Regions from separate parts of the Mus musculus genome. Here region 1 is linked to region 2. A link is a loop called in an ENCODE intact Hi-C map of the cell type or tissue named here. Cell type or tissue: heart. All regions are shown on one strand. Each heading gives the region's core, and the rest is flanking DNA. Links, peaks and the distances in the headings are about the cores only.

Region 1 (8,330 bases), core at 12-8,011, 73 kb after region 2:
TGGTGGCCTGTCTTTTGAAGAACAACTGTTGCCAAATGTATCAATTTTTTCATCTTACAGTTAGAATGAGTATTAAGTACTTCTCACCTAGTTTATATCCCAGACTATAACCCAAACACAGAGGAAGAGATCGAGAGAGGTAAGGCAGGACTGTAGAGATGACTTGCCTCAAACCAGAACTAAATATGTCTCCGTCTTGAATTCGTGGATATATTCTAGGTAATCTGCTCTCGAGCCTTTTACGTTTACTCTGTAGTACTGGTATCAGAGCAGTCAAAGGAATGACCGTGCTGAACCACACCTTGGGGAGCTGTGAAAAGAGGCACCAGGGGAAAAGGCCAAATATCTTGTACCTCAGATTCACTGTGTGCCCTGGATTGTCCTTGGGCACGATTTTGTGCCTTCTGTGACAAACATTTACATTCAACTTACAAGACAAGCTTATTCTTGTTGCCTCTCAGAATATAGCTGTGGCACTCAGTCTGGTGAAAGGACTTGCTGAGTGCTGTTCTTAGTGTTCCCTGGATCTGGACATGGCCTCCTGCCTCACTTTCATGCTTTCCCAGATATAATCTATAATATGTGACTGGCAATTGTGTTTAAGTTGGTCTGTCCTGAGAAAGCTCTGGGAAAGGGCTGCACTGTTAATATTTTGTGTGTGCTCACTGGTGTTTATTTACATGTTTGTCTGACCATGTTTTTCTGAACTCAACCAACCTTTCCTGGATAATTGCTTCGTTACATTCATGTATATAAATACACTGAATCTGAAATAAGGTTGTCTGCAGCACCAGATTGTAGACCACCCCATTTGTTCAGCCCTCAGACCCCAGGGCCAGCAGTAAAGAATCAGTCTTATCTCCTTCTTCATATATATCCAGTTCTCAGAGTCAGCAAAATGTATATGCTTTCTTTCCTGCTCCAAGGTGCAGTCACAAATCAAGTTGTTTATGTGTGTGAGTCTGTTTCTGGGCTATTATGGTCTAGTGGCCCATCTGTCTATAAGTATATCAATACTATGCCTTCTTTCTGTACTGTAGACTGAATCTAGGTTCTGACCTAAGTTAAGCATGTGGCCTATAGCACAGAGCTGCATCTATGGTCTTGTGTGAGTCACAGTACATGTCTTGGTATCTGATAAAGCTAGTGTTTACATCTTGGTCCTCTTTGGGAACATCTTGGGGATCAGTGAGAAGGCTCAGGGGGTAAAGGCCTGATGACATGAGTCTAGTACCCAGGACGTACACGGTGGAAGGAGAGAACCAACTACTGAAGTTGTCATCTAACCTGTACACATGCATTGCAGTACCTATGTGCCCACACACATACAAACGGGAGTGTAACACACACATCTGGCCTTCTCTATTTCTTTGGGTTTGAGACTGCATCTCATGCTGTAACCTACACTGGGCTTGCACTTAGAACCATCATCCTGCTCTGACATCTTAAATGTTGGCGTGACAGACATGAGCCATCGTGTCTGACTTCAAGAGAGTCCTGATACAGTCAGTTTCCCACACTTTGGGATTTGGTTTGCAAATATTTTGCTGATGATTTCAGTGTCAGTTTGTGATGCTGACCTATAGTTTCCAATCTCATTTTGTCTTTGACTGGTTTTATCAAAACATAGCTCTGGCCTCATAGAATAAGCATTCTTTCTTTTCGAACTTTCTGGAAATGTTATGTGAAATTGAAATGACTGGCACTCTGCCTTTTTAGTTACCAGACTAGCCTTTAATGGCTGAGCCACCTTTCCAGCCTGTGATGTACACTTTAAGAGCTTTGTACAACTTCAGGTTATTTTCCTTTGCTCAATTTTTTTCCCAAGGAAGGATCTTCTTATGTAACCCAGGCTAGCCTTAAACACATGACCCTCATATGCTACTACTCCTGGCTGTAATATCATTTTCTTTCTTCCTTCCTTCCTTTCCCCCACCCTGCCCCCCAACAGATGGTTTCTGTGTAGCTCTCACTGTCCTGTAACTCACTCTGTAGACTAGGTTGGCACTGAACTCACAAAGATCCTCCTGCCTCTGCCTCCCTGGAGTACTGGGATTAAATGCATGTGCCACCATACACAACTTGTCATTTTCTTTTTAAGACTTTAAGTTGGGTGTGGTAGTACACAGATTTAGTCTCAGCACAAGAGGCAGAAACAGGCTTATCTATGTCCGTTCCAGGCCAGCCTGGTCTACAGATTGAGTGCCAGGACAGCCACCCGGAAACCTGTCTTAAAACAGTTGAGAAACCCTGTAATAAAAAACAAACTAATAAAGTTTATTTTTTTTTTCCTTCAAGTATGTGTACATCACATGCAGTGCCCGTGGAGACCAGAAGAGGGCATCAGAACCCTCTGGAATTGGAGTTTGACAGTTGAGCCATTTTGTGGGTGTTGGCAACAGAAGCCAGGACCTCTGTAAGAACAGCCAGTGCTTGTAACCACTGAACCATCTCTCCAGCCCCTATGATGTCACTCTTAAAACTCTTCTGTTCATGCCTTGCATCTAACCCACTTGCAAATAATGTTCACTGAAGTCCGACAACTCATTCCCACTGTTTCTGCTTGGTCCAAGTCAACTTCATTGCTCACCTGAACACCTGTAATAGTCTCTGGTTGATCTTCCTGCTTCTCTCTGTGAGCTATCAATAGTGGTTTAAAAATCTTGATTATACTCAGGTGTGGTGTTGCACAACTTTAATCCCAACACCTGGAAGGCTGAGGTAGGCAGCCTTTGGTGAGTTAGAGGATAGCTCACTCTACACAGTGAGTTCCAGGACAGTCCATGATATATAGCTATATAGTGAGATCCCGTCTCAAAAAAAGGAAAAAAAAAATGTCTGGTCAAGTTGACAAAGGCTAGAGTCATCTTAAACGCGGAACTTCAGTTGAGAAAATGAGCCCATTATATTGCCTGTAGGTAGATCTATGGACTTATTTTCTTTTCTAAAAACTATGTTTTTGAGTGTTTTGCCTGCAAATACTCACGTGCACCATGTGCATCGCTGGTGCCTAATAACCCATTCAATGCCCCGAAGCTAGATTACTGTGGGAGCTGGGAATCGAACCAGGTCCTTTGCAAGAGCAACAAATGTTCTTAAATGCTGAGTCACCTCCGCAGCCCTGTAGTTATTTTCTTGATTAATGATTGGTGTGGGAGGCTCAGTGCATTGTGGGTGACACTACCAGGCAAGTAGTCCTGGAGGTGTAAGGTGTTTAGTGTGAGCCCTAGAGAGCAAGTCAGTCATCGCATCCCTCGTGCTCTGCCCAGACTTCCCACCAGGATGGACGGTGATCAGGATGTGAAAGCCTTGGCTTTGGCTGGTGTTTCCACATGGTGACAGAAAGCAAATGATTTATTATGTGTAGTGTTCCGCCTGCATGCATGCCTGCAGACCAGAAGGGGGCACCAGTTCTCATTAGAGATGATTTTTGAGCCACCATGTAGGTGCTGGGATTTGAACTCAGGACCTCTGAAAGAGCAGCCAGTGTTCTAAACTGCTGAGCCATCTCTCCAGCCCATTCATTGCCTTGTTTTCTAACTCTTCTCTCTCTCCCACTCTCAGCCTGGAACTATGCAGCTCACATGGCCTTTGGGCCTAAGATACTCCTGACTTAGCCTCCCAAGTGCTAGACCACAAGCATGCACCACCATCCCTCGAAGGAAGCGACGGAATCAGACAGGTATGCACTTGGACCCTATCCATATTTCTTTGTCCTACAGGTTAGTTCCAGAACTCAGCCCTTGAAGGTCCAATTCTCCTGCCTCAGCCTACTGAGTGATAGGATTACAAATCATCTAACAGTAAACCTGGCTTTACCTTAATTTCCTCCTTATATGGTTTCTGTAAGGATTTTTGTTTTGTTTCATTTTGAAACCTGGTCTATTTAGTGGCGGATGATCCAACTCAGAAATCCACCTAATTAAAGGTGTGTACCACCATGATATTTGGGAGATAGGGTCTCTCACACTGTAGCCCGGGATAACCTCCCAACATATAGCAATCCTCCTGCCTCAGCCTCCTGGATGCTGGGATTACAAGTGCCCGGCTGAATCCTTTAACTTTTAAATTTCCTCATCTGCCTTGGTTCCACTCACACTTTTCTCCTTGCTAATTTGGGATCCAAAGACTAAAAAAATGACTCAATATTTATTTGTAGTAACCATGGCCAAAAGTCTGGTCATGCGATCTGAAACTTCTATGGGAAGAAAACCTCAAAAGCCTAACCAATACACTTCCTTTTCCCCCTTAATCACTCGGGGGTTTGTTTTCTTTCTTATTGAGACCGGTTCTCATGTTGCTCAAACTGGCTTGGAATCTGCGATGGAGCTGAGGCTGGTTTTGAACTCCTGATTCTCCCCTACCTCTACCTCCAATACGCCGGGGGGTGGGGTGGGGGCATGTGTTACCACTTCCTGCCCCCTTACCCTTTAAACTTTTCTTCTGCTCTTTAAAAAGAGTGGATAAGTTGTTGGACTATTTATAGCCTCGTTTCTCTCCTTTCTCCCTTATTTTTTCTTTCTGCGAATTCTCGCCTTCCGCTAACGCTCACGTCGCCGCAGGAACTCGGGGCCGCCATCCTGCCTTGTCCTGCAGCTCCCGGGAGGGTCGCTCCCCCGGACCTCCGCAGAGCCGAGGTCCTCTCCGCACCCTGCATTCACCGCTCTCGCACCCATAAAGATGCACGGACAGAGCGGAAGATGGGCGCCGCTCTCGCGCCTCCCGCGGTCCGGAAACGGAAGCAGGCCGGAGCCGCCCGGAACCCGCCTCCCGAGAGCGGAAGTACGGCCGGAAGCTGGCCATAGAAGCGAGCGGCTAGAGCGGCCCTGCGGGGAGGTGGCAGGAAAGGCTTGGGAGCCGCTGCCGGAGGTGACGGAGCGGCCGCCCCGCCCCGTGCGCTGGGAGACGAGGCTTCCAGGTAGCCGTCGGTTGCAGTCGGTCCGGGGGTACGACCTGGCCTTGGGCGCAGACCCCGGCCGGTCCCGGGGCTGCCTCTTTAAGGGAGGGGGTGGAGCCGCGAGTCAGGCGCGAGGAGGTGAGGTCACGTGGGGGCGGCCACGTGCACGACTCGCGTCCCGAAGTGGGGGTTCGTCGTCGTCCGGTAGACACCATGTGCTATCTCTCCCTTCCCTGGTTCATCAGTCTTGGAACTCAATGGGGTGCACGTGGTGGGGCTTGGGACTGGGCCCGGGATGACGGAGCGGGTGGGCGTGGCAGCCAGGATGGGGCTGGCTTGGAGGAGCCCTCGAGTTGCCTTTTAGACCTCAGGACCCCACTTACTCACTGCGGATGTGGCGGGGTCCCTCTTGAGCGTGCAGCTCCCGTCCCTTCGAGCTGACCACCCTCGCAGGGTCCAGGGACCTTTAGTTTCACGTTCCTCTTTCCTTGCAGCTCCAGAAATCTTGAGGCCAGAGCCCCGCACCTCGGCGCAGCCATGAGTGCGGAGGTGAAGGTGACAGGGCAGAACCAAGAGCAGTTTCTGCTCCTTGCCAAGTCGGCTAAGGGGGCGGCACTGGCCACACTCATCCACCAGGTGCTGGAGGCCCCTGGTGTCTACGTGTTTGGGGAACTGCTGGATATGCCTAATGTTAGAGAGGTGTGTTGCTTGCCTGGGTAGTCCCCAAAGAACGTTGGGACCAAAGTTAACTCTTGAGTGCTGGGCTCGTTTTTTGTACCCAGTAACCACTCAGGTGATCGGGGTACCGATAATTAGCTCTCAACATGGAAAAATAAATCAATCAAATAAAGGTCTTCATTATCTTACAGATAAAGGGTCTGTAAACTTAGTGCTCCCTCCCTCTGTACCCACACTTTGAGTCAGGATTTCACTGTGTAGTCCTGGCTGCCCTAAACTAGTAACTATGGTCTAAGGTGGCCTTGAATGTGTGGGAAATCCCTGCCTATGTCTCATGCATAATTTTTTTTGTTATTTAAAAATATGGAACGCTTTACAAATTGGAGTGTCGTCTTTGCTCAGGGGCCATGCTAATCTTCTCGGGATCGTTCCAGTTTTAGTATATGTGTTGCTGAAGCAAGCAGAAATCTTTAATTTTGAAGCAAAAGAACAAGTCATTAAGAATACCACTGATAAACTCCAGCTTGTCCACCAGTATGATATCTTTTTGTGTTGGTTTTTTTTTTTTTTTTTTTTTCAGGACAGGGTTTCTCTATGTACTATAACTGTGTTCTGGAACTCTCTCTGTCGACCAGGCTGGCCTTCAACTCAGAGATCCTCTGCCTCTTCCTCTCGAGTGTTGGGATTAAAGACTTGTGCTACCATGCCTGCCTAGTGATACCTCTTAATAATCCTGTCACTAACATTTGGGAGGTAGAAAGAGTTGGATCTCTGAGTTGTAGGTCAGCCTGGTCTACAGATTGAGTTCCAGGACAGCCAGGGCTACACAGAGAAACCCTATCTTAAAAACAAAATAAGTCAGAAAACCTGGATCAGAAAACCCTCAGTTTTCTCTTTAAAATGGTGGTGAGAATCTAACTGCTGATAGAGTAGTTGCTTAGCACTTGTGAGGCCTTGGCTTCGATTTCGGAACTTGGGATGCTGAGATAGGGGACCACAACTTTTTAGATCAGCGTGGGCAACTTAGACTCCATCTCAAAAAGGAGTGGGGGTCTTTTCAGTGAAAGAGCCCTTGTCTGTAGTTTGCAAGGCTCAGTATAGGTTCAGTTCTCAGAACTGCAATGAGGAAAAACCTAAAAAAGCACACAGTTCCCTTCACGGTTACAGAAGTAACATTGTGGGGAAGTCTAAAGTCCCCTGAAATCAGAAAGAATGAGCATATTGAATTATGCCATGGTACCCCACCCCACCCCCAAAGTGTCACACATTCTGATTCATTTAAGGTAGAAAATGAAGATGCTGTCTTCTGCCCTAAGACGGTAGCAAAGCTATGAACACAGTAATGAGAACCACTCACAGAAATGGCTGCGTCAAGAACTTAGAAAGCATAGAGCAGGTGGATTGCCACTCTCGTGACACCAGCCTGTCACGAGAGCCTGACCGAAGTGTGTGGCTAAACTGAGCCAAGCATTAGAAGACCTTTGGTTGAATCAGGATAGAAAGTTACTTTGACTGCTGTTTTACAAAACACTGGCTTTTGTTGCTGATTTTATCCACAGTAAACTGAAGTATATCGTTAGGATGAAGTAGATGCCAGTGAAAGAGATCAGATAAGTGAATGAAAATATATGTCAGCAAGTCAGCCATTTATCAGTTATTTACTGCGAGGGCTGCAGCTCTGCTGGGTCTAATGCCTTGTTAAAAGACTGTTAAGTGAGAACCTACAGGGATGGTATGCCAGGATAAGTGGGGGTGACAGGAAGGGAGATGCTGTGGATGAAGTAAGCCCTCACTATGAGGACATTGCGAAGCAGTGGCCACACTATACCCTCTGGGGGCCACACAGTTTACGATGTCTGGTGTACGCGTGTGCACCTGTAATAGTCACAACACTGAAAGTTTTAAGCTCTGAGAGTAGGAATTAGCTGCTTAGCGCAGCAAAGGGCCAGAGTAGAGATGAGCAGCTGAGGGACCAGGATAGGTACTGTTGGGATGGATGGGGTAAGATCAGGGCCTTCTTGTCACTTCCTCCCTCACGTTCTTGCAGCTGGCAGAAAGCGACTTTGCCTCCACCTTCCGGCTGCTCACAGTGTTTGCCTATGGGACCTATGCGGACTACTTAGGTAAATAGGGGCCAGAGCTGTGGAGACAGGAGAAGGGTGGTTCTGGAGAGACTTGGAAGAAATACCTACTACGATGCCATAAGTGAACCTCTGCAGTGTTAGACCATAATTGGTACAGAAAACTTGTAGGAAACTGCTAAAAACAAGATTCCCGGGCTTCTCTCCCTGTCTCTAGCTGAAGCCAGGAATCTCCCCCCACTGACTGACGCACAGAAGAATAAGCTTCGACATCTGTCAGTTGTCACTCTGGCTGCCAAAGTCAAGGTAAGTGACAGCCTTGCCAGCTGCCAGTCCAAAGCCAGAGACGACCTGTTGTGAATCCAGGGAGTCTAAGGAGAGCCATTGGCCTCCCCTGTCTGGGTCTGAACTGAAACTCCATTTCTGCAGTCACTTAGTTAGGAGTCTGTCAGTTTGAACTGAAGTTCTAAGTCATCGTCTTTTGTGATTGGGGTAAAAATAGCCACTAGAAGGCTGGCCGGCTCATTCATCAGATGGAGTTCCAGGCCAACAGAGCCTCAGAGCTAGAACTGGGGTCCTTCTCTACTTACTATAGTAAGATGTGTGTGACCTACAGTACCTGTGTGCCCCTGTGGGCACAGACTTTTTATATCACATTCTCCCAGTTGTTAACT
Region 2 (8,330 bases), core at 191-8,190:
TAAAAAAATACTTTTCTAAAGTGCAATTCAGTATTTTGAAAAAAAAAAGGGGGGCTGGAGAGATGGCTCAATGGTTAAGAGCACCGACTGCTCTTCCAAAGGTCCTGAGTTCAAATCCCAGCAACCACATGGTGGCTCACAGCCATCCCTAATGAGATCTGATGCCCTCTTCTGGTGCGTCTGAAGACAGCTACAGTGTACTTATGTATAATAATACAAAAAACTTAAAAAAAAATATATATGCATATATATATAAAATGGAGTGTGATTCAGTTTTCCCCTCATCTGAAACTGGAGTTTTTTCTTGCTTTTGTTTGTTTGTTTCTTTTTTTAAGTTTTTTTTTTTTTTTTTTTTTTTTGGACAGGGTCTCTGTAGGCCAGGCTGGCCTCAAACTTGCTTTGTAGCCAACGATGACCAACAATAAAATTCTGATTCTTGTCATGTGTTGGCTCCTAATAGTCCAGTGTTAATAGTCCTATGCCAGCTGTATACAGTGTTGGGGATCAAACCTCAGGGCCCTTGCATGCCAGGCAGTCATTCTACCAACTGAGCTCCATGCCCAGCCTGAAATGAGGGATTTATTTGTGACAGGATTCATTCACCCTTTCTCAAAAGGGGAAACCTCTTTTTCAGCTAGCCTCCTGTCTCTGCAAGCCTCCTAACCTCTTCTTATTTGGTGACCTTATTCTATAAACCAGCTTTCTCTCTTTTAGCTTCAACCTCCATCTTCTTTGCTCTCAACTTTAGCACTCATCATGCGTTCTGTAACCGTCCAGTAACTTAAGGCTGTGTTCCACACTTCCTATCTGGCTTAGCTCACTCAGCCTTGCCATCTTCTTGCTCTCTCTGATAACACACTGGCCTTCTAAGCGCCTCACACTTGTCAGCAACTTTCCAGGAGTCCTGGCTTCCTCATCCCACCCACACAGTACCTGCTTCCCCCACTCCACTTCTTCTCATTCTTCAAAGTGCAGTTTCAGAACCGGACTTTCCCAGACTCGGACAAATGCCTTACATAGACAGGCTGTCAAGATAGTCTAGCTAGAGCCGGGTTTGGTGGCGCATGCCTTTCATCCCAACACTCGGGAGGCAGAGGCAGGCGGTTTTCTGAGTTCGAGGCCAGCCTGGTCTACAAAGAGTTCCAGGACAGCCAGGCCTACACAGAGAAACCCTGTCTCGAAAAAAACCAAAATGAAAAAAAAACAAAAAAAAGAGATAGTCTAGCCAGTATTTTTAGTATTTATCCAACCATAACGAAATAACTAATAGTTACTTTGGGTATGTCTCCCTAACCTTCCAGGAGACACATGCCTGGATCAAATTTTAAATTCCCCTCATGTTTAGAAAGTGTCAAATAAATAATTGAATAAACGTATTATTAGTTAAGCTTCTCCACAAAAGCAAATTTTCTCTACAGAGCTTAACCTCACTCTCTCGCTCCCTGTGGTGGGGCAGACTGAACTTCAATCCCAGGGGCTGCCCCTTGTTAGGCAAGTGGTCTAGTGTCATCTCCTATATAAACATAAAGACAGGCTTTCATTATGTAGCCATGGCGGGCCGAGATCTCACCTTATAATACCAGGCTGGTCTCAAACTCAGAGATCTTTCCAAGTGCTGGGATTAAAGGTATGTGCTACCCAAACTTGTGTTTCTGTAAGTCGAACTCAAATGTAAAAAAATGTTTGTACTGAATATGGCTTGGTGCTTATAATCAATAGCACTGTGGAGATAGAAGGAGGGCCTGGAGTTCAAGGTCAACCTGGGCTAAATCAGACACTGTCTGAAAAGACAAAACAAGAGGGGGCTTCTTAAGTCTGTGACAGCAGTTCACTAGGATTACTAGTCACAACAGATTACCAAATCAGATGACTCATCTTTCCCGAGGCAGTCGGCACCACCTTCTCGTTCAAGTAACTTACTTCCTCCTAGCAGTGAATACTAGGTCAGAGGCCTTCTGGTATTGCCAGCATCGACATTTTTTTTTCTCCCGAGACAGGGTTTCTCTGTGTAGCCTTGGCTGTCCTGGAACTCACTTTGTAGACTAGACTGGCCTTGAACTCAGAAATCCGCCTGCCTCTGCCTCCCGAGTGCTGGAATTAAAGGCGTGAACCACTACATCTTATCCTTTAAATGCTGCTTTCTTGAGCTCAGTGTCTTTTTTACTGTCTGAAGTTTTTTCCTGAATAATCTCACTGTCAGATTGAATGCCTATTTCTAAGGCAAAGACTAATGTATTGTTATTACTCCAGAATCTCCTACACTGCTGATTAGATAGTTTATTTTCCAAGCAGAATTCACCTTGGATTTTCCTTCTCTCTCAATCGCAAAGTCATTCAATCAATCTTGCCATGTTCAATATCTTTTTTTGTTTGTTTGTTTTTGAGACAGGGCTTCTCTGTGTAGCTCTGGCTGTCCTGGAACAAACTGTAGACCTGGCTGGCCACGAACTTAGAAATCCGCCCGCCTCTGCCTCCCAAGTGCTGGGATTAAAGGTGTGCCATGTTTAATATCTAAAACTTTCTGTCATTCTCTAAGACCAGGTCTGCACTTCTGATTTGGACTGCTACCATTATTTGATCAGTTACTTTCTTTTATTAAAATCAATGCTCTATTTTAAGATGCCCAGGTTAAGAGTTGCCTAAAAGTCTAATATATCCCCAGCCGATTTCTCACTTCCCAGTCTCTATACACACATACACACACACACGACGGGGGAGGGGGAAGACCAGGGAGGCGAGGAGACAGACAGACAGACATATTCCTCATTTTTTGAGAACTGGATTTTGCTCATAAAGTAAAGCATTTCAGCGATCAACTCAGTGGTCGCTCTATTCCACCCAGCAAGCTTAATGAGGAGCAACTTTTGAGATATAAATGACTAAAGGAATTAGGTCGAATATCTGCAGCTGCTCCAAATGGCAGTGCGTAAGTAACGACGCTGCACAACTTAGGGGGGAAAAAAAATCTACCCTCAAGAACTGAGTCAGCAACTACTTTCCTGCTACCCCTAACCCTTTAAAGCCCAGCCCTGATCCCACGGAGCAGCCCTTCCCTCGTCCAGATCTTGAGCGAGGCCTCTAAGCCCACTGCCCCGCCCCCTCCCTCTTCCCCCTCGAATAAATCTTCCCACGGAACCCTTTTCCTGTGATCTTCAGGCTACCAGAACCTCGGGGCCATGAAGTCTGTCAACCTGGACCCTCTACACCACTCTATGGCCCATGACCCCCTTCTCCAGTTGGCTCTTACTGTCCAGATAATGTTCCAAATACATCCCAGCAGCCATCTTGAAGCAAAACAAAGCAACTTCCGATCTTCCCCGGAAGTGACTGATACACGACAGGCGCTGTAACCATTCTTGGATTACACCTTTTCCGTACCTGAACTTCCGCCCTTACTAAACTATCTGCCTCGGATACATCCGCCGGAAACTGAACTTTTTTTTTTTTTTTTTTGCGCCTATTCACGGTCATCTACAGCGAGGCTGATTTAGCCTGGCTTCCGCCCTTAATAAGGCGGCAATATGTGTCTGCGACAGGCATGACGTCACGCGAAGTCGCCATTTTGCATTCTCTAGCAAACTTTTTTCCCTCCAAAACTAGGAATGTTTGGTAAATGGGGGAATCTATTATGTGTAGTTATATTTTGCAAATAATCGCTTTCAACAAGTAGGGAATCGAGCTGTTTTGCTTTTCTAATTATGAATCTGGCCACCAACGTCCCAGCTTAAGTAGAATAGTCTCGGAGGCAGATGCTTTCTTCAGAAGTTGTCAGGCTTTGCAAATTTAACCCTTTGCATCTCTCATCACTTACAAGTTTCTTTGTGTAGCCCTCGCTGTTCTCGAACTCCAAGAGACCTTCCTCTGCCTCACTAATGCTGGGATTAAAGGCGTGCGATATGGAGATCCATGTTTGTGTTTTGTAATGGACTTATGTACTGAAAAGACTGGGTCATCAAAGTATATGCTAGATAGCAGCCTTCACCCTAGTCAAAACCTGTCAGGTTGCTGCTCTTAGGGAAAGAGAACTCAAACCTCTTAGTATTGGTGGTAGATTCTAGCAGATAGGTGTCGCCTCAAGTTGATATACCCTTCACAGTAGTTAGACCCCATACTTGTAAGATAAAATTTGAGCTCTTTTATACCCAATAAGCCCAAGTTTCCTGCTGAGCAGTTGCTAAAGCAGGACAGCAGGATGTGGACTCCATTCTAATCTAAGAGCATGCTGTCGGATAACTGACTCGGCCGGCTTTTTCCTATACAATGAGAATAACAGACATTATCATTGCGCAAAAGTGGAAATGGATGTTCACCCACAAAGGAGGAGCTGATTGCAATCCTTGTGATGAGAACAGGTTTGTCAAACTCTCCATAGTTGGTGAGTGGAAAGTGCACCAGGCAGCTAACCAACAATACTGAGGTACTACTGTCCTGGATGCCCAGTCCCAAATTAAATGAGACTTCTTTATCCACATCACCAAGTAGTGACAGCTGGCTAGGTCTCAGATAGGAGAACATTTGCCAATCTTTTCAGTACTGTATGAAGGATTTAATCTTCATGAAGCAGTCTTGGGAAATTAGCCGAATCCTTTCATGGTAGACTGTGAGAAGTTTCTTAAGTTTCTTGTTCTGCTCTGTCCAGCACAATGGTCTTCCATTTTAGGTGAACATGATAACCATTATTATCATGGGAAGCTCACTGCATTTGGCATTTTCTTCCATCTTAAACCCAGTAGCTGGTTATAGTTTCCATCACTGGAAACCTTTGCACTGCAGTCTAATGAGACACTATGTATACGTACACAGTGCCCAGTAGAATTTGGATAATATGGGGTTGGGGGTTCCTTTCAAGAGGCCATACATGTCTGTGCCCCTACCATACCTGGCAAGAGACAAAAGATCTCTGTGTAGTCCTGGCAGTCTTAGAACTTGAAACTAGACCAGGCTGGCCTCTTAGAGATCCAACCACCTCTCCCTCCTGAGCAAAGTCGTGCACCACGGCTTGGCTTTTTTTATTTTTTGCGGTGTGGGGGTGGCAAAGGGGAAAGAATATAGCCGTTTTGTTAAATGTAACCTTGTCTCACATATGTAGGCAGTCCCACGATAGGACATGTATACAACTGTTCCTAAACTGGCAATGGCTTCGGAATAACACATCCGGTGGCTTATGAGCCTAGCATCTGTTCTTCACCCTCTCCAGTCTAAATTCTTCCTGCTGGCCTGGAGAGCTCCCCAGATAGCCTTCCCCACGCTAGCTTACACAGTAGCTCACTGCCTCTCATCCTTAAACATGAATTTATTTCTATACAATGGTCTAAAAACACCCCTTAGTTTGTACATAAGATTTTCATTTTTAAATTGCTTTATAACAACTGTATAATTCCTGATTATTTTATCTGAAATCTCCCATGATTAAAAAAATTAAAAGTCAAAAGAAAATTAAAATGCCATGGCCAGAGGACAAGGTGGAGAAAAAAAAATAAGACAAAAATAAAACATCAATATGAAAATTCTCAGAGATAATGCATTTATAAACACAGAAATGGTTACAACAAAGATGGCCGTGATGAGCAGGTATATATATATATATTTATATATATATATTTATATATAAATCCATGTCCGGCATCTGACCGTGGCACCTAGGGAGGCTAAGTCCAGTCCTGTGTGTGCCCTGAATTCTCCCTTCTCTGCAAAAGACCGAATGGTATTGCAGAGAACACAGCTACCACAGCTCCCAGAGCTCCTTGGACTGGGATAGCGAGACTGAGTATATAGGCCCTTGGTTGGCAGAGAAGGAAGGAGGCTGTTAAGGAAAAATAACTCATACTCTTAAGCCACCCTTGGTCACCGGGGAATCTCTGGCACCTTGGCAACCATGAATCAGCTATTGCCCCCTTACAAATAAAAAGGTATAGTCATCACCCAATATAAAGTGAGACCACGGAAGGGGAAGAAAATGGCTCACAGGGGTCAGGCCACGTGCAAAATCTGTTCTTTTACAGGTAAGCATAGAACGGAAGGCTGGTGGCATTTAGAGCTTCCTTCTCTGTTATCTGGGAGGGCCAGCCACTAGTCTTCCATCAACCTCAACTTTGAGGATGAAGAGAGAGAAAGGTAAGCGCCCCACACTGGATAAGATGTGTGAGCTCCCAGCGGATCCTTCTCTCAAGCACCAAGCCCCAGTTTTAAAAGCTCTGCCTGGATGGGGGCTGTTGGATAACACTATCAGCTCAGGATTCCTTGGCCAATCAGGAGCAGCTGAGAATAAGGATGGTTATCTTGCGAAGAAAAGCCATGCCTGAGACCCAAGGAGCTGGAGACAGGACTTGTCAAGGAAGAAGAGAACTTTCCCACCAAGAAGAGTTGACAAAGGAGGGACCAGGACTTCTCCCCGTTCCGATGGATGGCAGTACGGATCTCTAAGAGCTGGCCAGGTGCTCCACCTGGATGGTGCTGGTGGTGACAGTGAGGCAGATGTCTTTATGATGCTCTGCCGGCTTATAGGGGGTCAAGTCAAAGGAACACTGGGGTGGAGGGTTCGGGTTGCTGTCCCCACCACCCCCTCCCTGGGGAGCTGCCCCAGGGGACTGGAAGTGTGGTGGTTGTGGCGGTGGCTGCTGCTGCTGCTGCTGCTGTGACGCCTGTGAAGCCTGGGCCTGGGCCTGGGCCTGGGCCTGGGCTTGAGCTTGGGCCTGGGCTTGAGCTTGGGCCTGGGCTTGAGCTTGGGCCTGAGCCTGGGCCTGGGCCTGGGCCACCGCTGCTGCTGCTGCCGCTGCTTGCACTTGCTGTTGAAGATCAGGAGGGTTGTGTTTGCGCATATGTTTCATAAGGTATGTTTCCTGAGGGAGATGGGTATGAAAAGAAGTTAAGATAAAAGAAAGGGAAAAAGACAACCTGCAAGTCTCAACCTGGGCTCTTACTCTGTAGTGTCTGTCTACGAAGAGATGTTCTGGAGTGGGGCAAAAAGGAACAGAACCTTTAGAAGTCACGGCGGACGCTGAGTTGGCAGACAGAAACCTATTTCTCTCAAAGACCTCTGAGTGAAGCCATTACAACCTTGTTCTAGAATCTCATAGAAAATACCTGAAATCTAGAATGAAGAGTCACTGCTTATGGCACTAATTATCTCTGAATGCTGACTCTAGTAACTGAGAACAGGGGAAAGCAGATGCCAAGCCAGTCACCCACAGACTCCATCAAGTAAAGACACAGTGGACTGCTGTCTTAAGAGAGATGGGGGTGGGAGGGAGACGACGAGACACACAATACTTACTGATGTATATGCCCGACTGCAGATTGTGCAGGTATAAACCTTGGCGTGTTTCACTGTGTGTGTAGATAAGTGAGCCTCGAGAGAGGCTGCGTCTGTATATGCTCGGTGACAGTTGTGGCACTTGAAGGGTTTATCTTTGTTGTGCTGCCGTCTGTGAGACTGCAAACAATGAGAGAAACCAAAGTGAGTCCCGGTTCTTCCTTGGCCTATAGAGAGTTAGCCTCACGGTGATCACAGGCCATCCTAGCTTCCCGTTCTACAGGAAGGCAGTAGAGACTGCTTTGAATAGAACGTTAGGACTAATGACTGGGAGAGGAAATGTGTCTCAAAAGGCACAACCTTGGGTCGTAGTAAAGTTACACTGGCTTCCAGTGGTCTCGTGAGGTATGGAGACTACATGGTCCTTTCCAAGGGCTCACAGAATCAACTCTTCACGATGAGCTAAGGGCTAAAGAGATGGCTGAGTGGGTAGAGTGTTTGCTGTGCAGGAAGAACTGCTCAGATCCTCGGCATCCACGTAAGAGTAGGTGAGGCCTTGTGAAAACAGGAGCATCCCTGAGGCCTCCTGCTCTAGTCACAAAATAGTGAGCTGGACATGCAGTAAAACACTGTCTCACAAATCAGGCGGTGCTCCAGAAGCAGACGCCCACGGTGCCTCCCCAACATGCCCACACACACACGAGCCAGGTGTGTGCCTCTGCTCGCTCGCTCGCTCGCTCGCTCTCTCACATTATTATAGTATCCCATGAGAGGAGTGGGCTCACACTCACCTAAGCCACAGACCTTGCAAAAATCCTGGGCACAGCAGCACATGCCTGAAATCCCAGCACTTAGAAGGCTGAGGAGTTAGGATGGCAGGTTCAAGGCCAGCCTGAGCTACACAGCATACCATTTTAAGAGTAACAAAATCACAAGGGCTGGGTGTGTAGTTCAGTGGTAGAGTGCTTGTGTAGAGTAGGCTATGAAAAACAAAAACCTTGTAAAATATGAAATATCATTCTCCCATTAAGTTCCTTTAGTGAGATTTGGGAATATTAATGTTCTTTTAATGCTACAT

What was found. Peaks named below come from ENCODE experiments on the same cell type or tissue, not always from the same donor. Only the 100,000 strongest peaks of a DNase experiment are listed, where the experiment ranks them.
Region 1: it touches region 2 in a loop (7-fold over the local background); 5 of 42 quality-filtered maps call a loop at or near these places.

What each region holds. Positions count from the first base shown.
Region 1 is chr6:124,961,990-124,970,319 of GRCm38, reverse strand. It overlaps Cops7a (COP9 signalosome subunit 7A), which reads left to right and starts at 4,808. Exons shown (of 8, transcript NM_001355542.2): 1 at 4,808-4,918; 2 at 5,392-5,596; 3 at 7,623-7,698; 4 at 7,874-7,962. The coding sequence starts at 5,435. It overlaps Gm23851 (a small nuclear RNA gene), which reads right to left and starts at 6,037; the gene lies at 5,933-6,037. In heart, for the core only: CTCF peaks have their summits at 2,335 (motif pointing right), 3,385 (motif pointing right) and 4,706; a DNase peak (open chromatin) is centred at 4,889; H3K4me3 peaks cover 2,469 bases; H3K27ac peaks cover 1,883 bases.
Region 2 is chr6:125,034,815-125,043,144 of GRCm38, reverse strand. It overlaps Zfp384 (zinc finger protein 384), which reads right to left. Exons shown (of 12, transcript NM_001372420.1): 11 at 7,274-7,432; 12 at 5,276-6,839. The coding sequence ends at 6,420. Ing4 (inhibitor of growth family, member 4) reads right to left here and starts at 3,297. Exons shown (of 8, transcript NM_133345.2): 1 at 3,248-3,297. The coding sequence starts at 3,284. All of the region lies in intron 1 of 4930557K07Rik (RIKEN cDNA 4930557K07 gene), which reads left to right. In heart, for the core only: no CTCF peak of the experiment used is centred there; a DNase peak (open chromatin) is centred at 3,354; H3K4me3 peaks cover 2,129 bases; H3K27ac peaks cover 1,822 bases.